3 separate regions of the Mus musculus genome follow, and all the other regions are linked to region 1. The links are chromatin loops, found by intact Hi-C in ENCODE. Cell type or tissue: left cerebral cortex. All regions are shown on one strand. Links, peaks and the distances in the headings refer to the core of each region. The heading gives the core; the rest is flanking DNA.

Evidence for each region. Peaks named below come from ENCODE experiments on the same cell type or tissue, not always from the same donor. Only the 100,000 strongest peaks of a DNase experiment are listed, where the experiment ranks them.
Region 2: it touches region 1 in a loop (5-fold over the local background); 13 of 42 quality-filtered maps call a loop at or near these places.
Region 3: it touches region 1 in a loop (2.5-fold over the local background); 15 of 42 quality-filtered maps call a loop at or near these places.

What each region holds. Positions count from the first base shown.
Region 1 is chr2:174,855,584-174,863,263 of GRCm38, forward strand. Gm14616 (predicted gene 14616) reads left to right here and starts at 321. Exons shown (of 4, transcript NR_166457.1): 1 at 321-858; 2 at 5,262-5,312. RefSeq lists an enhancer at 966-4,997. In left cerebral cortex, for the core only: CTCF peaks have their summits at 3,020 and 4,246 (motif pointing left); DNase peaks (open chromatin) are centred at 3,049, 3,968 and 4,199; H3K27ac peaks cover 685 bases.
Region 2 is chr2:174,488,221-174,495,900 of GRCm38, forward strand. No RefSeq gene overlaps it. Among named protein-coding and RNA genes, the nearest start is that of Gm52540, 14 kb to the left of the region's middle. In left cerebral cortex, for the core only: a CTCF peak has its summit at 4,843 (motif pointing right); a DNase peak (open chromatin) is centred at 4,854.
Region 3 is chr2:174,468,196-174,475,875 of GRCm38, forward strand. It overlaps Prelid3b (PRELI domain containing 3B), which reads right to left and starts at 4,746. Exons shown (of 6, transcript NM_025531.2): 1 at 4,637-4,746; 2 at 1,142-1,310; 3 at 103-192. The coding sequence starts at 4,668. It overlaps Gm38546 (a long non-coding RNA gene), which reads left to right and starts at 4,816. Exons shown (of 2, transcript XR_867090.2): 1 at 4,816-5,394; 2 at 5,619-5,914. In left cerebral cortex, for the core only: a CTCF peak has its summit at 4,836; DNase peaks (open chromatin) are centred at 4,360 and 4,890; H3K4me3 peaks cover 1,328 bases; H3K27ac peaks cover 452 bases.

The DNA.
Region 1 (7,680 bases), core at 2,943-5,442:
TGCCCTGCCATGGCTGACTGCCCCTCATTGGAGAAATCAGGCTCATATCCTCGGTTGCCTGGATCAAGGGCCCTCTCTAGGCCCCCCTGGCCCTAGTACAGAAGCTGTACCAGCTGCTGGGGCTTAACCCTCCCCACTCGCGCCTTCTGTTTCTGGGAACTGATTCAGCATGGCTGGATCCTCCTAGTTTCCCATGAAGACATGTGTCACAAATTGTGACTTCATCTGGCCTCAACCCCAAACAACCGTATCATGAAATGGGGGTGAATATGGCTATCCCTCGGAAATGGGCCAGAGGCAGTGTTGACCCACAGTTGGATCAATCAAGCACGAGACATGGCCTCCTAAGCAGAATGGGCTCTGGATAGTCTTCTCTTCCCTGTCCTCCCCGATGCTCACCCCCCTTCTCCTGTCCTGGGCTTGGTATGCCTGTGTCCAGCTGCTATGTCTACATTCTGGTTGTGGTCCTCCCAGGCTCACCACCCGAGCCTTGCCTGAGTAAAGGCCTGTGGGAAATTTCACTCCGTGGTTTCTGTTTGGGGAGGGTTCTGTTCCTACCTAATTACTGTCCCAAGAAGAAATTACCTGGTACCAAGAATGGCAGAGTCTGTGGAAGTGGCCACCATGTGTCTGGGCTGGGATCTGGGTCCTAAGGAGGTTACAGCGTCTCCCTCCCATGCAAAGGAGCAATCCCAGAGGAGTAGCAACGTGTGATGAGGAGCACTCCTTCCTCCCTGGGAACCAGCACAGGGCAGCTGCACACACCATACCCACAGCCCCGTTAGGTTGCATGAAGCCTCAAGTCTGTGACAAGATCTTGGAAGACAGAGATCAGCCTTCATCATCTACCACCATCAGGTATGCTGAGCGCTGAGCAGACACGGGGCCCAGGGAGCAGTTGGACTGGTTGCCTCCAGAATCCTACAAAGGCAAGGCAGGGGCCTCACAGAGTGGAGCTGGGGAACAGTTAGCCCAGACTCCAAGACCTCTCTACTCAGGCCTGGGTCCCCTTAACTCTCAACCCCAGGGCTTCTTTTCCTTTCTGTCCACCTGGTTTGGTTTGGTTTGGTTTGGTTTTTTTTTTTTTTTTTTTAAATGTGTCTGTGTGAGGTTTGACCTTGCATGCATGTAGAGTCCAGTGTCTTCCTCAACGACTCTGTCTTTTTGTTTTGTTTGCTTTAGTTGTTGTTGTAGGGGTTTGGGGGTTGTTTGTTGTTGTATGTGTTTTCTGTGTGCGAGAGAAAAAGATTAAAAAAAAGAGAGAGAGAGAGAGAAAGAGAAAAGCAGGAAGGCAGACAAACACACAACCAGACAGCCTGACCGTGTAGCCCTAGCTGATCTGAAACTTGCAACATGGACCAAAGTAGCATCAAACTCACAACAGTCTGCTGATTTCTGCCCCTCGGGTACTGGGACTGACCCTAACCCTCACCCTAGGCTAGCTCATCAGTGAGCCTAGGCTAGCTCATCAGTGAGCCCCAGCAATCCTCCTGTCTCCACCACCCAGCACTGGAATTACAAGAATTTATCACTGTGTCTGGCTATTCCACCATCACTGGGAATCCAGTTTAATTCCCCTGCTCTTTGGAGTGCACACTACCAGCTGAGCTACCCCCCCCCTCCCACATACCCTAAGGGCATCTCATTAAAGCTAGCTCCTCAGAAACACTTCCCAGTACTCGGACCCTTCACAGTACTCCAGGAGTCACTTTCCGGTAAGTCAGGCAGGCTACGGTGACAGAGACATTTTTAATTGTCACCCTTAGCAGAGAGAGGTTAAGGGTCTTTGAGGCAACAGTGAACATCATCAGCCCATTTTACAGACTGGGGAGAGGTATGGTGACGTGCTCAGAAACACATCTGAAGAGAAACAGGCCCGGTTGAACTCTGACACAGAGGGCTGCTGGGTCCTGTCTGGAGTGTGCTCATCTTAGCAACCATGGGCTATCTACAGGACCAGAGGCAGCCCTGGAGTGGCCGACTCAGACCCTCAGAGGAAGAAAGTCTTTCCGTGCAGCTAACCAGTTCAGGCTGGATTTTCTTGGTTCTCTGAAGCAAATGGTTTGAGCAAACATTTAAAATCCACGGCCAGGGGACAACACCCCCCCCCCTTTGGCATTGATGTCAAGGGAATTTGTGGCAAACTCATGAAAGGCTTTTAGCCTGACAAACGTCACCTTTGTGGGGCACAAAAGATCAACATCTGAATTTCCATATATATATATATTTATTTAACATTTAATAACCCAACATCGTCAGCTCCTAGACGTTCTGATGGAGCCAGTTTCTTCTTTGTTCCTCTCCCGATGAGACTTGGCAGACTGACTCCAGATGCTGCCTCATCTGTTGCTGCCATGTCAAGGGTCACCTTCAAGATGCACAGGAGAAACCCCAGAACTCAGGAGGGCACCTCCGCAGTACCTCAGCCTGTTGCTCAAATGCAGAGTCAAAGACTACCAAGGTCACACTGGGCTTCTGTCAGGAGAGAGCCTCTCTGATGTGAACATTGTCTGTTGACTATCCTGCAGGAAGCCTTCCCAACAGCTGGCCTGTTGTACTGGTTTATTATCAGCCTGGAAGGAGAACAAAATGGCCTCGGTGGCTAGATGCTGTGGTGTGACACCTGCCCCCCAACCCCAACTTGGAGTTCTTCATCCATGAATCCCATGTAAGGGGGCTACAGCACTTCATTTGTAAAGCAGGGCTCATGGCTGGAGAGGCAGATAAAAAAAATCTGGGTTTTTTGTTTTTCTGGGGGCTTTTTCTGTCTCGGAAGGGTAAACAGAGCGCCCCCCTCTTCCCCCCATGTCTAAGCAGAGAGAGAACTGTGATCTCCACTCAGGCAAGGTAATAGGCCTCATCCGGTCTTTTATTTTTTTTCATCACTGTGAAAAACAAGCCCAGAACATTGAAAAAAAAAAAAAGGGCAGTTTGTTGCGCAGTAAAAAATAAAGAATCTAGCCTTTTCCATTAAAGTGTCTGCAGCAGGCAGCTTGTGAAAGCGCTCTAGTGCCATCTAGAGATGCTGCGCTGAAAGGATTCGAATGTTCCAGAACCTTCCAGTCCCGGTTTCCAAGGCAATCGCTCCCAGCCTGCAGTTTTCTCATCTCCTGGTTTCCAGCGCTTGGCATCTGCTCCCCTCTGAATTCCCGAGAGACCCAGCTGACCCCCATCGAGTGGGAAAGCTTTGCAGGGCCAGGAGCTGGCGCCTGAGCTGAGCTATAGTTTTTCCTCCCACCGCCCTGGGGCCTCCCTTGGGGGTGGGGGCCCCCTGCACCCCTGGCCTGGCTTCTTTGAGCTCTCCAAATGTCACTTAGCAACAATTAGGTAATTAGGGAGGTAGGTTTCCTGAAAATTAGTCCAGGATTTGAGGGTAAGGGGGCCAGGGGGAGATGCATTGTTTACCAAAGCTGTCTCTCCTCACCTCTGTTTTCCTTCCAGCTAATCAACCACCCTGAACCCTTTCTGCAGCCTCTGCCTGGGAACTTTCAAAGGCTCACAAGAGCTCTCACCCCCAGACCTGCCTTGCTGAGCCTTACTCAAAGGGCTCGGGTTTCAGCAGCCCCTATGTGCGTTCTGCCTCTGACACATGTTTCCATTTAATATGGGAGGAAGGGACCCTGGCTGGAGGGGCGAGGGGGAGGCGGGGTGGGGGGAGACTTCACCCTCCATCACCCGCAGCCCTGAGGCAGCCAGGGAGCCCACTCCTGAAACCAGTCCTCCCTTAAGAAAAGCACCCACTCTCACCTCCTATAGGGAGACAGTGTTTCTGGGTGCTTCTCTGGGCATGTGTTCCACAGTTAAGTAACACAGAAAGAACTGTTTATTAATTCAGAGTTATTAATGTTTTGTTCTGGACTACAGCATTTACATGGCAGTAGGTACCTCTGGGAAACATGGAGCAGAAGCTAAAGATACTTCTGAGGGTCGCCACAAGCCTGACTTCTGCTCACTATGGGTCCAAGATGCCCTGAACACCCCGCTGTATTCACAGAGCCCCACTAAAAACCCTTGAACAGCCAGTGGTGTTGGGCATGGACCAAAAAAACCAGACCCAGAGACTGGGAGTGTATACCAACGAATTCTCGCAAATAGACACAGGTATTGGTCTCTTCGTGGCACAGTTTGGAGAACTAGAGATGGAAGGGCTTGAACCATCACAAATTTGTTATTTTACTGCCAACGCCATCCCCTTTGCAGAGGTCGCAGTTCCTAGGAGCCAACTGTCTACAAGAGAGCGCCCCCTGGAGGCCTCAGGAAAAAATGTTTGCCTTTGCTTTTTTTTTTTCCCCAGCCTTTCCTAGCTTGCACCCTAGGCCCAGGGCACCACCCTCCATTTTCAAAGGCACTGGTGGGTGCAGCCTGTATAAATCAGAGTCCTGCAATTGCTGCCGCTCTAATAATAAGTCTTAGACCTTGTCACACCTGTCAAGGCCTTGTCATAGAGTTCACAGCTTTAAGATTTGGGCTTGGACTCCACCCACCCCGAGTCCATCCTGACTTTTCCAACGCATGATTAATTCCTTATTCTCAGAGTTTATGATTTGTAGAATAAAGCCTTTTTAAATAAAGGCTACACATAAATGTTAGTATTGTTTTGAAAAGTCCTATCAATGGATCACCAGAAAGGAAGGATGGGGACGGGCAGGGGGATAGGAATGGGGGGGGGCGGTATGTGCACAACAGAGCCTTTGGAGATCAGAAGTCAATATCTCAGGTGTCTTTCTTCATTGTTCACCTTATTTTTTAGACATTCTCTCACTGATCCTGGAGCTCAGCTTGGCTGGCTGGCCATCAAGCCCCAGGGGCGCTCCTATGCCCACCTCCTCACTGGGATCCCAGGTGCACATCACTGTAGCTACCTTTTCTTATGTGAGTGCAGGATCTTCATGCTCATGTGGCAGAAACTTTATTGACTGAGCCATGACCTATCTCCCCAGACCTAAAGCAAGTGCTTAAGTTGAGTATTCAAACCCACCTTAGAACAGGACGTGGCTATTGTACAGGTACAGAGGAGCCTCATGACCACCTTAGAAGGGGAGATGAGGATAATAAAGGGTGAAGGCTCCAGTTGTGGAGACTCTAGTGTTGAGGCAGGAAGGGTGGAAATCATGCTAACCTTTAGAGGTGTTTATCGTGACTTTTGAAGTCCCCAGCAGTAGTACACAAGTGGCCCTTCTGGATAGGGTTGTTGTGGCCACCCTATAGGCTCAGACGCTGAATGGCAATGACTGGAGATTCTGTCTTCTCTTTTCATCCAGGTACTGGGGGTGGGGACGGGGCTCAAGCTGACACCCTGAGATGACTACCAGGTGAGTACACAGAATGCCTTCACAAGCCTGTGGCCTATGTGTTTGAACTCTTGGTTTCCAGCTGGTGGTGCTCTTTGGAGAGGCTGTGGAACCTTTCCAGTCAGGAAGCATGGCTGACTGGAAGAGGCATGTCGTAGGGCTGGGGATACAGCCTTACTTCTGTCCCAGGCTCTCTGTTACCTGTTCGGTGTTCTGTAAGAAGCTGCCAAGCTGCCACTGTCTGTCACCAGGACTGACTATGCCATGCTGAGTGCCAGAGTGTAGCACAGGAAGTCGTCGGGGCCTTCTCTGAGAGCCACTGGGGTGAGTGAGCCTGGTTATGCACTCCAGGAAAGGGCAGGCCCCAGCAGTCAGTGAGCGAGGGCACTGGGTCACATTGTGAAGAGCCCTGTATGCCTGGGAAGAAGCCTACATAGTTAGTCTTGCTGAGCTGTGACCTGGGTTTATCACTAGATCAAATGAAACAGTGAACTAAGGAAGTTCACTCACAGATGAAGCCTCAAACCAGGAAAGAGTATGACCAAGGAGGGAGGGCATGGGTCAAGGAGAACTCGGGGCCTGGGTAGCGAGGAAGGTTTCATTGGATGACATAATTGACTGTGGAAAGGCAGACAAGAGCCTCCGGGAAGGGAGCAGAGATACAGAGGCGAGCTGCTGGCCTCTTAGCCTCTTCTCCGAGACTTGATTGGATTTCTGTTGCTGTAGTACTTTGACTACTGGAGTTTCAACTTGCATGCTAGGCCAAAGCTCTAACACTGAGCCGCATCCCAGTCTTACTACTGTTTATGTACTCATTAAATTGCCCAAGCTGGCTATGAATTTGCTCTGTGGCCCAAATAACTTGCAATCCTTCTGCCTCAGTCTTCCAACTCACTGGGGTCACAGGCCAGTGCCACACCACCAGGCCTGGCATGACTTGGGTTTTTCTAAGAGCAGTTTTACAGTAGAGAAATGTTGGGTGGTGTGTAGTGTCTTTCCACACGCACCCTCTTCATTTTCCTTGGGCTGACATTCTGCATTTGCAAAGTCTTTGTTGTGGATGATGGCCGACATGGGGGCATTGCTGTAGCTAAAGCCCATTGTCACCAATAGGGCTGGCTCTTGGTGTTACATATCGAATGAGTTTTAGCATGTGTGTGATGCCATGTATCCCCACAGAAGAGAGTCTCTGTGCTCCTCAGTGCTCCACCTGGGTACTTCCCATCCTTCCTGCTGCCCTTTGAACCCTCTCCTTAACTTTAAATTTTCTAGCATGGTTTGTAGACAGAATCCTGTCGCCTGTCTCTTTTTCAGACTCATCTCTTTCACTCAGAAAGATTATCTCGAGCTCTGCTCCCCTGCCATGTCTTTCTGAAGCTTGCAGTATCTGAGCTTTCAAGGTCATCTGTTAGAAAGACTGTATGAAGTCAAGTATAGTCTGTTCTCATTGTTGTGGTTAGATATGTGCTGAGATACACATTAAGGGAAGAAAGACTGGTGGCAGCTCACAGTGTGAAGGGGTAGTCACAGCACCACACAGCTTTATGGCAGTGGGCAAGAGATACTGCCTGCAAACATCTCTGAGGGTCAGGAAGCTGAGAAGGGGGAAGTCCACCCCACCTTCCTTTTTATTTGGCTTAGTACCCTAGCCCAGCAGGTAAGGCTGCCATTGTTCAGGACAGGTCTCTGCTCCTCTTTAGAAAAGCACTGATGGGCACAACCAAATATGTGTGTCACTAATGTCCTAGGTGTTTCTTATTACTTACTCTTATTAGTGATTAATGCTTTAACCATCACATCAGAGGTGTTGGGATGGGGGATAAAGCCAAGAGACACCATCAAGGCCACCAAAGGAACAACATTATTTGCCAACTTATTACATGGCCCTTACCTCCATTCTCTCTTGTTTCTAGAACCCAAACCCAGTTCTGTGAGGGGCAAAGCTAGGATTGACTTTGAGGAGCGGTGACTCCCTGGAGAACCTTGGCTAGATGTCTTCATGAAGCAGGACTCACAGTCCTAGGAAACACCTCTTGTGTGTGACAGAAGTCTCTGCTGGCCAGTTTCTGGGGGGTGCAGGCATCCGGAAGCCACTTTTCCTACAAATCTGTGAGTCAGATTCTGACCCTTGACAGGCATGTTAGATCACTCAAGGAATGTCTAACTCATCTCCCTGGGAGGCCAAATTCGTACCCGGAAATAACGTATTCTACTAACTGAAGTTACCTAGAACTCCAGATACAGTAGACTCTGTGTACCACCAAGATGAGAGCATTTACCTATCAGAGAGAAACTTCACTCTGCCCAATATTTACCTTGCAGGCACAAGGGGAATACTAGAGACTAACATGGTAACAGCTTGTTGGCATGTCAACTACCTTGTAGACCA
Region 2 (7,680 bases), core at 3,365-5,864, 370 kb before region 1:
ATTCTTATTTCAACCACCACATCAATTGTGTGTCCTCTGTCCCCATACTTCCTCTCAAAGCAAACCAAACCTGAGGCAAACAGAACCAAGACCACATTCCTCCCAGCTGTAAACCCACCTGTCACTCTGTTGTCACTTGTCCATTTAGCTGCTCCACCACCACTCCAGGAATGTACCAAGAGGACTTTTAAAAATAAGATATCAATCAATAGCATCCAGACAACGAAGCAAACCGAACTTGGTTGGAGAGATCCAGAGGTCTACAGGATTCTTAGGGTCTTCTCAGACCTGGTGTGAGCTAGTATGTAGAGGGAAAACACCAGGCTGCACCATGTGCAAAGGTGATCTCTGTCGTTTGCACCTGTATCCTTACAAGTTCCTAGCACAGTTCCAGGCATTCAACCTCTGCTCAGCAAGCCAGTTTTGATTAAATGAGGACTCAACATGAAGTCAGCTGAGCCATAGCATTTGAGTATACCAGGTCTCACTTGGCAACGGGGCTCAGCTGTGTAAACAGGTAACGAACTTAACTATTTAACAAAACTTGGAACTCATAAAGCATTCCATGAAGGTCCCCAAACCAGAGAGGACACACAGTTACAGGCAGAGGACCAGCAGGTATGCAGATCTGACCAGCAGCCTCACCAGCTCCCTTGGGTCCAAGAGGGTGTCTAAGGAGACCAGAGCTTTGAGCTGCAGGGGTCCAGAGGTGCACGGAACAGGTTCTGGGGGAGGCTTGTGCCTACTCCTAAATGGCCTCTAGTTCAGAGAACTGCTGTTGTGTTCAGGTCCAAGAGAAAAAAAAATGCTGATCCATATGTCCTGGGTAAGCCACTTGTGTCTTGATTGGAAGTGTCCAGATGATCAATTGGAGGGTATCCAGCCAGCTCTGGGGCGTGGCCATACTGCTGAAGGTTTGTTCAATGCTCAGTTGCACCAGCATATATACCCAGCTCCTTCCCCTTCCATTTTTCATCAAGGAAATATTTGACAAACAATTTTATTGTTTCTGCTGGGGAGAATAACAGAATAAAACATGCTCCAAAGAGCTGGATCTCAAAATGAAACACAAATCCAACTGGAAAAGCCCCTTTCATGGATTATTACATTTAATGTATTGTTGCATTAACAATGAGGAAAAGCCACGGCACATCCTAGCTGAGGGCTCCCAACAGACCATGGTAATGAAAACGATGATGATGATGATAATGATGATGAAGATGATGACAACAATGGTGATGACAATAATGATGATAATGGTGATAATGGTGATGACAATGATTACTATGATGACAATGATGATGGCAATGATGATGATGTTAATGATGATGGTGATAGTGATGATAATGACTACAATAGACAATGATGATATGACACTGATGCTGCTGCTGACAATAATGATGCAATGATGACAACAATGATAACGATGATAATGACAATGACAATAATAACAATGATGATGATAATGACAATAATGATAATGGTGATAAAGATGATGATGACAATGATGATGGTGATGACAATGATAAAGGTAATGATGACTACAATGATGGTGTTGATGATGTTGATAACAATGATGATGACAATGATGAAGATGGTGCATGTGTACATTCATACGTGTGCACATGTGGGAAAGTCAGATGACAACCTTAGGTGTCTTTCTGAAAAGTGTCACTCACTTCCTTTGAGACGGGGTCTCTTATTGGATTGGAGCTTGCGGACTAAATCAAGCTGACTGGCCAGGAATCCCCAGGATGCTTCTGTCCCTGCTTCGTTAGTGTTAGAACTATAGGTATGTGCTATTGTCCCTGGCGTTTTATGTGGGTTCTGGGATTGAACTCATGACCTCATGCTTGTAAAGCAAGCACTTTCGTGAATGATCTACCTCCACAATTCCATAATGATACCTTAAAGGAAAACAGCCATTAGTACCCGTGTGTTGAGGGTCTTTGGAATATGGAGAAGGACGAAGACCACAGTCAACACTTAGTCATTTTCCTTTATTGTTTCTTGTTTCCCAGGGGGGAATTCAGGAAGCAGCGTGTTTTCTTGTCTTCAAATGACATCCGTGATAGTTCATGTTGATCACCAACCTGATGGAATTTAGAATCAGCATGGGAACAAATGTCTGGGCGTGTCCTTGAGAGGTCATATCCCCTGGATTATGTTAACTGGTGTGGAGAGACTGTGTCTAAAGGTGGTCAGAACCATTTCCTGGGCTGTGATCCCATGAGGATAAATAAGGAGAAAGTAAGTTGAGGGCCAACCATCATGCTCCTTTGCTTCCTGTCTGTGGATGGGATGTGACCCCAACTCCTGCCGCCATGCCTTCCCTGACGTGACAGACTCCATCACTGGAACGTGAGGTGAAATAAAGTCTCTTTTCCTTAAGCTGCCTTTGCTAGGTGCCTTGTTGCTGCAACAACACAAAACTACTAGAGCAATATTAAATGTAGATTGTAATAAGGCGGGGCCTCACGGAATGTCTGTTACTGACACCAGCTACTTGGTTCCTTCACTGGGACTGCATTCAAGTGTCTGCATTTTAACCACAACTAACCAGCCTATACCATTATTTGTGTGTCCACTAAAATTACTTGGGTAACCAGGTTTTCTTTGAAAACTTAATAAAATACCTTTTATGGCCAGGCATGGTGGCGCATGCTTTCAATCCTGGTACTTGGGAGGCAGAGGCAGGTGGGTTTCTGTGAGTTTGAGGCAAGCCTTATTTACAGAGTGAGACTCTGTCTTAAATAAAAAAATCCAAATCACCATCTTTTATGTTTTATTAAAAATTAATTGAAAAACCTCAAACTTGACACATTCAGTTCTTACCAGCAATGATCCCTCATAAACATCAGATACAAAATTCTGTTCAAAGTGTGGATTTTTCTGGGAAAAAAAATCTTAGCAAGAGGCATTCGGGATCTAAATCAAAGACATCAGAAGCAATTCATTTTTAAAAGATTTATTATTCCTCTCTCTCTCTCTCTCTCTCTCTCTCTCTCTCTCTCTCTCTCTCTCTCTCTCTCTCTCCTCTTCTTTCTGTCTGTCACCCTGTTCCTCCCAATGAGGGTGCTGGGAACAGAACTCTGGTCTTTTGCAAGAACAGCAAGTACTCTTGAACCACGGAGCCATCTCTCCAGCCCCAGAAACATTTTCAAAAGACTGTACCAAGATACTTGACTACAAGAAGGTATACCAGGCCACTGGGCGGAAAGAGAACATTTCCATCTTGTCAATCATCCCTAACTGAATCTCCATAGGACGTGCTAGGAACCTGGTAGAGCAATTCTGACCCTGATTCAGAAGGCCACATGGAAGAGGATCTCCAGAACGGCTCTGAAAAGGCGAAGAGAAGGTCCTGCCCCAACGGATGGAGCACCGTGGAATAGTTGTCTCAGCTTTGAAAACACAGTGATACTGGATTATAATGATGGGCAGAGAGAAACGAACAGCTTTCAACCCAGCCTGGCCCGTGTGGCCCATGTGGCCCGTGTGGCCCGGCGTAAAAAGGTGGTTTACATCAGCTTTTTGGGTCCAAAGGGAGAGGAGGGGGGCAGTGAATGGAATGCTGGGATAGGCAGCGAAGAGCCTGGGGGAGGGGGCACATTGGATCACCCCAGGCGATGTGACAAAATCAACCCAGATCAAACAGAGAGAAAACACTAGAAGCCAAAAGGCCTGTAAAGACCCAAGTGAATATTTAGGACAAATATATATTGAGAAACATGGGAAAGTATGAAAAAGCAAGAATAACCCAGGTGCTCGGGAGGCAGAAGTAGGTGGAATTCTGGGCAGCCTAGTCTACAGAGTGAGTTCCATGACAGCCAAAGGTACACACAGAGGAACATTTTTTTTTTTCCAAAAATGAACAAACAAAAGAGAATTAATTTTGCCTTGTTTTATTTTTAAATTGACAGCAGCCACTAAGGACTACTAAAGTTTTTTGGAAAAGAAAAATTACGAGTAAGAAGTAGACCATTGTGACCGAAGAGACAGATGCTGAGAAGCGGCGTGCCACTCAGGGGGAGCCATTAGATGCAAATTAAGAGAGATTACCAGGTTGGGGCTTCTGAACTTACCGAATCAAAGCACACCCTGTTCAGAGCTGGTGCCTGTGTGTTGAAATGGAGACTTCTGTATACTTTTACTCAAAGTACGGATGGACTGATATAATCTCTCTGGAGGGTGAAGAGCTGAGAAAAGTCTCAAAAGTTCCTGTTGGTCCTGGTGATTCCTATCGATGGGAAATTTTGGAACTGAATATTCAGAATTTGAACAAAGACATGCAGGCCAGAGAATTATTTGTAGTAAGGTAAAATTGAAACAAACAAACAAACAACAAGCCCAACCACTCTCTGGAGTTCAAAACACTATTCATTAGTTGGCTCACAAAGGAGAAGAGTATTTTGTGGGGTTTTAGAGAGAAAGAAGAGCCCAGGGGTCGGGAAGGTATATGAAGGTTGCTGAAAGAAGTTGGGGATAGTTGGGAACTCTGTCCAGGTGACACAGGGTTCACAATATCAGAAAACAAGTTTGGATGATTTTGTGGCAGGGTCTCTCTCACTCCCTCAGAAGGGTTAAGAGGGTGAGGACTCTATTGACCATCTTTGATTCATTCCTTTCATTGGTGTAGACTGAATGTTTGGTGGGAAACATGGGAAACCGTTCTTTCAGATGTTGAATGGTGTTGAGTGCCATGTGACAGGGTTGAAGTGTCACCACACAGCCCTTGAGGACCCAGTCAACAGTGGGCAGAGGTCCTTCACAGGGAAGCCAGTTGGTGATGTTTCAGGGCATTCATGAGATGGTGTTCAAGCAGTTTCATTTGGACTTTAGTCAGTAGGGGGTGCCCTGATGCTGGGAAAGCCAACGTTAACCAAGAGTAGCACTTGTTCATGAGTGTTAGGTCCTTTGTCTTGGTTTCTATCCATGTCCCCACTCAGGACTCACTACTGTTATCAACTCTCAATGTTGTGTGCACTGTCAGGGATAGAGCTGTCTTAATAAGAGTTAATTGAGGGTTGCTATTAATGTTATTGTTAAAAGTGTGGTGTTTTCGAGGAGCTGATATTGTGAAGAGAACAACTTATGTTGTTATGCTATCATCTTTTACTCGGGACAAATTCTCTATCATGACGTTGAGAAAGTACTAGAAGGAAATTGACATGAACTTTCAACACTTCCCATGCCTGTTAATCAAGACTAATGGTGACCTTTACATAAAGGACATTGCACGAGGCGTTCATTAAAGAGAAGGGCTTAGCTGTCGAAACTTTCTCCTTTTCAAATTTCTTCATGAAGTATAATTAATGAAATGCCACATTTATTAAATTTTAAGGAGTTGCGTAGAGGAACAGAGGAGATCATAAAATGAGGTGGGTTGGTAGCATTTTGAGTACAGAAAGGCATTCGAATGGCATATTTAATATTTGATATAGGCAACAATATCGTAACAGAAGGATCAAATAATCTCTCGGCTCAACCGCATGAGAAGAATATGCACTTCAGAAGAAAGACTATCAGGCATAGAAGGGAAGCAAGCTCCAACAAGGCAGAACAGTTGCTATGTTTGTCAGGGTGAAGTGTGGAAGCTGAGAGGTCCCTCTGGCTCATTAGCTCACGCAGCTCTCGTGACATGGCTATAGAGTGGGTAGCAGGAAATCTCTTTCCTTCAGTTCCTTAAAAATACTTCCAAGCTGTTGTAAGACAGAAAAATATAAGCTATGAAAATGGCCACTTGGGTGACTTGAATTGAGTCAAAAAAGCTTTATGTGAGAGAGAGAGAGAGAGAGAGAGAAGACTGTGAACGCCAAATAAAATACCATTGTTGGAACACCCATCAGAAAGCAAAAGTGTTCAGCCTAATCTTTTAAAAAACATTTCAGCAGTATACAGCTCATGAGAACATATTTTTTTTAAAATGTAACCTAAAATTAGAAAATACAATAGATATACAGCTGTGATAATGCCAAAAAGCAAAGGTGGCAGTAAGTCAAGAGAAATCACACAGAGTGGAAGAAATCAACGGTTCTACAAGCACGGACACACAAAAACATAAAGAAAAAAAAAACCTACCCAAAAGCTCCCCCAAGGAAAAGGATTCCAGAACTTTCATTAGAAACTGACAACCTTCGGCTGGAGAGACGTGTTAAAATGCTACCCCAGACAAGAGTTTGAAGCCTATGAATGGAACAGAACATATTTTCTTTAGAATTTTTTAAAAAAGGTTTACCCATCTTATCGTTTGCTGATTTATATCTGACTAAACCTTTATATTAAAAGCCTTAGGCAGGGACTGGAGAGGTGGCTCAGTGGTTAAGAGCACAGGCTGCTGTTGTAGAGGAACCAGGTTCAGTTCCAAGCACCCACATGCTGGCTCACAATCATCTGTAACTCCAGTTCCAGAACATTCTATGTCCTCCTCTGGTCTTTGTAGGCTCTTACACACACACAGTACACATAAACTTGCACAGGCACACACACACACACACACATACACACATACACATAAATACAAAATAAAATCAATAAATCTTTAAAAGATGAGGGCACATCCAACAAAATTACAAGTTATGATGATGTCTTAAAATAGTCTTCTTCTGTGCATGTGCATGGTGGCTCATGTCTTTAATCCCAGCACTCTGGAAGCGGAGGCAGGTGGATCTCTATGAGTTCAAGTCCAGCCTGATCTACAGAGAGGGTTCCAGGACAGCCAGGGTTGTTACACAGAGAAACCCTGTCTCAAAAGACAAAAACAAGCAAACAAACCAGACCAAACCAAATCATACCAGAAGTCTTCTAAAACCCAACTGGGACAACGGGGAAACCAAGAACCATTTAGAAAATAATAACAGAAATTCACATCAAAGTGTATCAAAGCCAAGCTTTCCAGACAAAGCCAATGAAAGCAGGTAATGTTTCTGTCTTTAAAATGAAAAAGAGAAGGTTCATTTGTCGCTCAGTAAACACCATAGAGAAGAAAAGAACACTTAGGAGCAAAACCTAAGGCTGTGACTAGGAAGCAAAAAGCTAAGCTAAGGGAACTGCAGGTGAGTTTCCTGAAGCTTCAACACAGATCAAGTTCCGACAAATCTGTAGAAAACCCCAACATACCAAAAGGAGGAGTTAGACTGGAGACGGAAGTTATAGGACGTATGTGTAAGTAGGCTACCTTATTGGTAATTCTCAAAAAAAAAAAATGTGTCTCTCTATACCAAATTAAAATTCTTAAATTTGGTTCAAGATGAAGGGTGCCTTCACAGCTTGGTAAGGGAGGGAACGGATTCAGAAACTCATCAGGGAACTGCTAAGCTCCAGGTAAAGGACTCTCCATGGAATGGTCAGGAATGCTTTCCAGGAAGACATGACAGACAGAGTACAGGTGAGGGGAGGCCCTGGCAGGAGTGGCGGAAGCCAGGAATACAGAGGACAGAACCATCCAAAGCATCCGGTGTTTCAGAGAAAACAAAATTCTTGGAATTCAAGGATGGTTCAACCACAGAACTAATAATATAAGACATGAGCAAATTAGATGACAATCTCTCTAGATTTTTGAAGAGTAACATGACAAAATTCAACTGCATTTTATGAGATAGGACCAGTTTCTTAATATGTTATTTCTTTAAAAAATTAAACTATTATATTAATTCTAAAAAATATAAAATTATAGCCAGT
Region 3 (7,680 bases), core at 3,365-5,864, 390 kb before region 1:
CTCTGCCCAGGCAGGTGCTGCCTATGACAGCTCATCTAGCCCCACACATTTTACTCTATGGAAAGAAAGGTTAGGAGTAAAAACGAAGAAGGCAGGACTCACGTTGGTGGACTTGAGCTCCATTGTCCTCGTTACCGGGTCAACTACAGAATGCTCCTGCACGTACGTTTTCGTTCTTGCTGCACCAATAAGCTACGAGCAACACTACAGTTAGCAATCAGTTGCCAGCCAAGCGTGTCAATCTTTCATCTGAAGGTACAGCTGTGTTAATTATACTGAACCAAAACTTACTGGAGGCAACAGGGACTCTCACACAGAGGATCCCAAGATGGTCATATGCCCTACTGAAGAACCTTCCCCAGAGGCAACTAGTAGCCAGCTCACCGATGATGTGACGCTATACTTGTCATGATGTGACACTGTATTTGTAGAGGTGGGATAGTGGGGCAGGGAAAAGGACGTCTAGAAGTCATAAGAACTGGGGAAGTACAGTGTCTAATAGAGTCCAGAACACTGACTAGACCAGTCAGAGTCTCAACCAGCACAGAGAGAAGCCCCATGTCCCCATTATCTACGTAAAAGCAGGAATCACAGCTGAAGGGGGAGTATATCCGTAGCCAGTGCTCCTCCCTGGGAGTGTCCCAGAGGCTCACCCTCCTCCCTATCCTGAATTGAGCAACCTTCTCTAAAGAGACAATGCAGAAACCTGGATTTAAGCACACATCAGTTGTATCATCACTGACTGGCACTCTAATTTCTCACTGTCTCTATCAGCTAACTAAAGCTTGGTCATTTGTCATAGAAACAGAACTACTTCTAAACGTAGACACCATGGCCTAAATGTGAAAAAAGCACTGCAAACAGAATTCTTGTCATTTAATGGAAACAACCGACAAGAGCCCACTGTCACCCAATAGCCAGGACCCCACCATTGTGAATCTCATCACAGGCCTCAGGCTGCGGCAAAAGCAGGGTAAGATGTGACTCCTGCTCCAGGGCCAGCTTCCTGCAGCCATGAATGAACAGTACTTCCGATTCATCTCACGCTCCGAAATCCTTTTTTAGAATGCAATTCCAACCCATGCAAAAACCACACCTAGCATTCGAATGGAAGCATGGTAGAACACGCTAGCACACTTACAGACTTCACAATGGAAGGCAGGCCCCACTCTGTGCTGAGCAGTCTGTGGCTGTGCAACTTTCCAGAGGGATCGACATGTCTGTCCAGCACGTCGACGCCAACCACACTCGGGTTCATGGGGTTTGGATATTTCTGCATTGCAGCCGTAGTGACTGTTTCCCATGGATGGCTGCAGACAAACCAGAAACTGAATGTGTAAAACTGCGGATGAGGTAAACCATTCTTCTACCACAGCGAGTCAGGCCTCATGATGGCAATAGGTTTTTGTGGGGAAGTAACTTTTGAAGATGCTGAGTGATGACGATTTTAAATGTGAACAGACTTCAGTGTTTTCCAGAACACAGACTGTTTGACACATCTGATATCTCTGAAGCAAAGCACTTTACAGAGGCTAGCCATCATGATAGTCCTTTCTCAATCTTTACCACTATCCACTTCCACAGGAGGGAAGAAAAAACAGCCCATGAACATGCATTAAAGAAATGATGTTCATAGAAACAAGTGGGAAAATGCCAGCCTACCATTCATTCCTGCATCTGACCACAATTGTATAGCTATAAGAAGTTCAGGACCCGTGATAAGAACTAGGAAGGTCCCACCACCAATTCACAATTAGCATCTTCCTTATCAATATGGTAAATAACATGAGCTCCCTTGGTCATTCCCCGCTGTTTTTTCCATGTCTGGCTTCTGCTCTGCAAAGGCCGCGCAATAGGAAAGGTGGAGGCCCTGATGACCTCCTTTAGCATGATCACCTGCCTCCGGGAGCAAACTGTGATTCTTCATCCAACCCAGCTTGGATTTTTCGGGGACTTCGGAGGCACGACACATGATTGGTGCTCAGGTGTGCAGTAAGTTTTGAGACCCCCCCCCCCCCCCATCAACTGATTGTACAGTTTGTCCTAGGCACTGCCCTGTCCAAGATAACTGCTTCCACTTCTGTCAGTTACCAGTGTTCCCATTACAGGAGTGAGATTGGACAGGCCAGTCAGCTGTGGCCAGGGTCTTCTTCACATAGTGATGCTATGTTAATGCAGATAAACCTAACTGCGGGGACACGAGCTATCATGTATCTGCCCTTGGTGAAGCTTGAGCTAGGTCAACAGTGATGTTTCCCTATTGGCCTGAAGAGAAGAGATATGGAAAAACCACAATAAGGCACGGTGGCCCCAGGATGTTTATTAATTTTCAGAATGGGGGAGGAGATAAGTGCATGGTCGGTAGCTAACCATGCTTCCTGATTGGATGAGGGACCAAGAAGGGCCTCCTCTGATTTTCATTTTAGATAGTTGCCATAGTGACAAGAAGAGGCCTTGGCCTATATCACTGCCATTTGGGGACTGTTTAGATTTATGAAGCTTCTACTTACAGACCTTTGTTGACTGTGGAATAGGGCTTGAGATTAAAAACAAATTAAGGCTCACTTATACAATATGTAGAGTTTGAAATCCATCTTCAGAAAGCAAGGACACAGACAGTATGGAAATCGGTGGAGTGAGACTAAAAACATACCAAGCAGCTTTGGTAGTGACTGGTTAATCAGGGCTTCTCAAGAAGACAGTGCCCAAAAAAATCCAAGCTAGGTTGGATGAGGAATGACCTAGAGTCCTGCTTGAGAGAGCAATGTTCTCAAGATGGAACCCTGAAAAAGGAAGCAAGACATCAAGACTGCAATTCAGGAGGCGAAGTGGGAAGTTCAGTGCGCTTCTGTCTCTGTTACTGTTTTGAGATGTGGCCTTGCTATGCTGTCCTGGCTGCCCAGCACACACTGTGTACCCGGATGTTCAGGCTAGCCTGATATTCATGGGAATTCTCCTGTCTCAGGCTCCCAAACTGTTAGGGTTACAGGCATGCAGCACCATCCTGGCTGACATACAGATCCTGGTGCCAAAGTGCATGTAGGCTGGGACTTTGGGTGGCCCAACCGGTCTGGATACAAGGCACTGCTGGGCTCCTCCCAGGGAGCAGTTGTGTATCTATCTTCTAGAAGACAGGTCCTTCAGCTTTCATCTACTCCAGAGGTCTGTGGCAAAAATAGACTAGGATCACCAACGACCGACTTTCATTGAACACATGCCGTTAGGAAAGGGAAGGGATGGATCCAAGGGTTGGGGTAGGGGGGGTGAGGGGGGAGGCAAGCCGAGGAAAGAGTATAGATGTAGAGAACCGTAAGGGAGGAACAAGTTCTAAGTTCTAAGGATGACACTTTGGGCCAACAGCTCTGAAGCAAAGCATTCAGATGTAGAAGAGGACTGGGGTCCAGAACCCCTTGTTCTGAAACAGACAGCATCCTAAGGACCACAGCCCCTCAGTCCCAGAAGTGGTACAAACGTTGAGAGTCCCTTCTAGTTCTAGTAGTTTGTCCTTTCTGGGACACAGCAGGTACTCAGATATGATCTACTATGTAAAACTTCTTTTACAATTACCCTCAGTAATCAGGATTGGCATTTGTAGATTAAAAGGCACCATAAAGCTATACTATTAAAACAGTGTGGCAACATTGGCCAAGTGAGTGAAGGAGCTCAGATCATCTGGAAGTGGTTTCGGATGTAAGTCAACAATAACTATGACAAGATGACATTGTAGAATAGAGCACAATAAATCAGTCAGAAAGGAGGGCTGGAACAAGGCGTAAACCAGTTATTTAGGTAGAAAGCTCTGTTGTTCTTGTGTGTGGCACCATGAACCTGGGTGGTATAATTCCCAACACCCCACTGACTCTGATCCTGTTTCCCACTATAAGTTCAGAGAACCATAAAGCTGTGACTGGATGTGATAGCAGACACTGGCTATCAGTCAGCTGTCATGGCTGAGAGGAATAGGAAACAGAGGTGACAAATTATCTGCAAGAGCAGGCCCTGGTCTCTAGATCAAGAGATCTTGATCAAGAAATCAAGAGATCTGCTCTCCAGATTGACTGTCATCAATGTTTGGCATCATGGTAGCATGAGCTGAGACCAACAGGAAGACACTCCACGTGGGTGGCCAGCTTTCTAGATGTCCGTGGGGGTGAGGGGCGCTATAACATGGGGGATTTCAGTCAGAACAACCCAGGTCACTCAGGCCATCATGCCATCACTGGGGTTCAGCCACGACACCGTGAGTCTGTCAGGTATCAGTCAGGGCACTCCAGCCACCACAAGCCGTCGGGGTTCAGTCAGGTCCCGGTGAGTCTGTCAGGTATCAGTCAGGAAACTCCAGGATACCCTGGATACGTCGGCGCTCAGGACACCCCAAAACCCTGTGAAGCCCTCGGGCCTCGTGCTCTGTGACCCCTGGAGTCACTTCCGGATCAGGCTCGACGGCCCGCTCTTGTCTTCCGTCAGTGGCGACGGTGTGGGAGGAATTCCCAGGCCTGGGGACAGGGAGCCCTAGCTCGGGTCGGGGTCGTGACCTTGGCGATCCCCCCGAGTCCCGAGCTCCGCTTGTCTCGCTACACCCGACGCCAGGAAGTTCCCCGAGGGCGCCGGAGGCGGGCGCCGCACCCACACTCACTCAAAGACGTGCTCCGAAGTCCAGATCTTCATGGTGCCAGCTGCCTGCCCGGTGTCCCTCAGTGTCCGGGGACAGTGAGGCACAGAAGTTCGCCGGCCCCGCCCCGTCCCGGCCGGCCGGCCTCGCAGCGCGCAGGCGCCGTCGAGCCAGGCGCTAGGACGCCCGGAAGTGCCATCCCGCGGCCTAGCCAAGCCGGGTTTGGCTCCGCCCCGCGGCGCAGTCCTGCCCAGTCTTCTTGGCTCAGAGCAACCAAGCCCCGCCCCCCATGCTCGGCGCAATCAAGTCCCTCCTTCGTGAAGGCTCAGTGCGCCGGCGCAGAGCCGAAAAGTGAGGCGGCCGGCCGGCGCCGCACTACGCATGCGCGGGCCTTGGCGGCGGGACTTTTTGGCTGGTTTGGCGGGTTGCTGATATGTGTCTAAAGTTCTCATTGGATGTGGCTGAGCCTGGCGGCGTTTGCCAGAGTACGGTTTTGTGGTGTGGTCTTAGAGAGTTAGTCCCACCTCTTCAATCTAAGCAGTGGGGTGGCGGGACAGGGGTGGTTTCAATCAGCACCCGTGCCCTTGCCAGCCCAGGGTTGGTTACCCTTGGTGGAACAGGCCACCCAGACAGGGCTGGACCAATTGCTCTACGGTCATAGGTCATCTCCATCACCATTTCTCAGTGATGCCCACGCCCTCCTGTGCCTCCACAACTTCCTGTTACATATTCCTCAGCAATTACCACTCTGGAGTCATCTTGTTTATCTGTTAGCTCCCATTGTAAGTCATCCCCCAGAAAGCCAGCCCTGGCCTGTCTCCATCATGGCACTCAGCACCTCTGGATAGCAGGGGTTTAAAGGTTATTGAAAATGAAATAGTTATTTGAGGAATGAATTAATTAGGCCATTTAGTTTATCTGCTTGACTTCTAGTCTGTAGGCACGTGAGGGTGAGGCTCTTGCTAGGCTTGTTCAGTGATTTCCTCCCTGTACCTAATAATTACAGATGACATTCGTGAGAGAATGACTAAGAAGTGAGGGGGCAGGAGCGGATGGCATGTGGTTCTATTCAGAGATGTGCCGGGTAAGATGGACGAACTGCTTGGCTTGGGTTTCAGGTGTAGCTTCCCACCTCTGCGCACCCTGTTCCCCGCATCCTGTGCCTCCCGACAGAACAATTTGCCTTTTGAAATGACAGTTGGAGGAAAATCTTTGCATCTCGGTACTTAAAGAGCTACTTAGAATTACCCTTTGTCCCTAGTTTGTTCAATTGTTAAAAACAAATAAAGCCAGGTTAATTTAGGAGGGTGGATCATTTTTTTTTTTAAAATAGCCAAAGCAGTTTATATTTTAAAAGATAGAAAAATTATATTAGACAGGAAGGAAATAATATGGTTGGTAGCTGCTAAGTGTAATTTGTTTTACCTGGGGGATTATATATATATATATTCAGTACTTTGAGTGATTTCTTGGGGAGATAATGTTTTAAGGGCTGCTGAGAGGGCCCCAGCCTTTGTTAAGATGTGAAGTTAGTGCTGTGTATTACTGGCTCTAGTGCAGTCACTACAGAACAGTCAGTCCCTGCTGCCCTAGAGCTTCATGAAGCTGTTCACCAGCTAGCTGGCCAGCCTCCTCTGCCTCCTCCTCCTCCTCCTCCTCCTCTTCCTCTTTTCTCTTTTCTTTCTTTGCCCCCAGTTCAAGATTTTTTCTTTGTCAAAGTCATACCAGAAAACTTACTTCTTTTCCATTGCTCTCCAAAACATGACTGTACCAGTCTACTGATTTTGCTTCCTTCATCTGGAGTGATGGGGATGGATCGTTAGGTGGGTGGATGTCTGGGGTCCGATGGTCTTTTCTGTGTCTCCCTGTACTAAAAAATGCTAATAACTCTTTGGGGTTTGGAAAACAAGGTCTTCCTTCTATCACTGCCTCCTAGGGACACACTAAGAGGCTCACTGAGGATGCAAAACAAGGTGTTTAGACCCTTAAGAGTCATGTTAGTAATGGTTCCTTTTATTGAGAGAGAAGTCATTAGGACATTGACTTGATTTGGAATACGGTGACTGGATCTCCTGAGTCTGCCCCAGGGATGGCACCTGTGACTCCCGCCTGCCAGGAACTTCACAACTGGTGGGGGACAAACGACAAGTCAAGAGAAAACCACAAGATACCCAAAGAGAAGGCTCTATGTCGGGGAGACCATGGACTGTGAGGAGGAGCTGGTGTGAATGGGCCTCAATGACAAGCCCTGCTTCTGGCTCTGACTCTGACTGGGCCTCTGATCCGTTGATTTCGAAGCTTCGCTCAATCGCCCTCCACTTGTCATACTTTGCATCATTATTTCATCTGATAAAATTTAAATTTATCTTAAAGTTACTTAAATTTTTTGGATCAGTGTGGTATACAATAATCCACCTTTATCTGTAGGTTTGTTTTCCATAATTCTTCAACCATCCATGGTCTACTGTAGATATTAAATGAAAAACTGTAGAAGTCAATAATTCATGAGATTAATGTTGTATACTATTCCGAGTGGTGTGATGAAGTCTTGTTGCAGCTCAGTCTCCCCTGTCGTTCTGGACACACCCTGCAGAGTGTCTGTGCTGTGTACAACACCCACTGATGTAAACCATCCAGGGGGGCTGTGCTGTGTACACTTCTTATCTATGGTTCTAGGAATCCACCGTGGGCCTTGAATCACATCCCAGAGAATAAGAAGCCACTACCGTAATAATATATGTATTTGGTACTTGTCCCTGGTTTCTGTTGCAGAACTCCTGAGCTCTTGTGATTTCCTGACTCACAGTGAGGATGGTAATATGATATAAATAGGATCATACTAGCCTCGGGATGGAGCCAGACCTGGGAAAGACCGATTAGAGGGCTAGAACCTTCATCTCTGTTCCTCCCAGGGTGGCCATAGCTGGAGCTTGAGCTCTGCAAAGCATCATGGACAAGGGGATCCGATGGCATTGTACCTACTCCATGGGGACAGAAGCTCCTGTGTACTGGACCCTTGTGAACCCCGCCCCATCTCCATCTGACCATCTTTCACCATCCTCTATTAT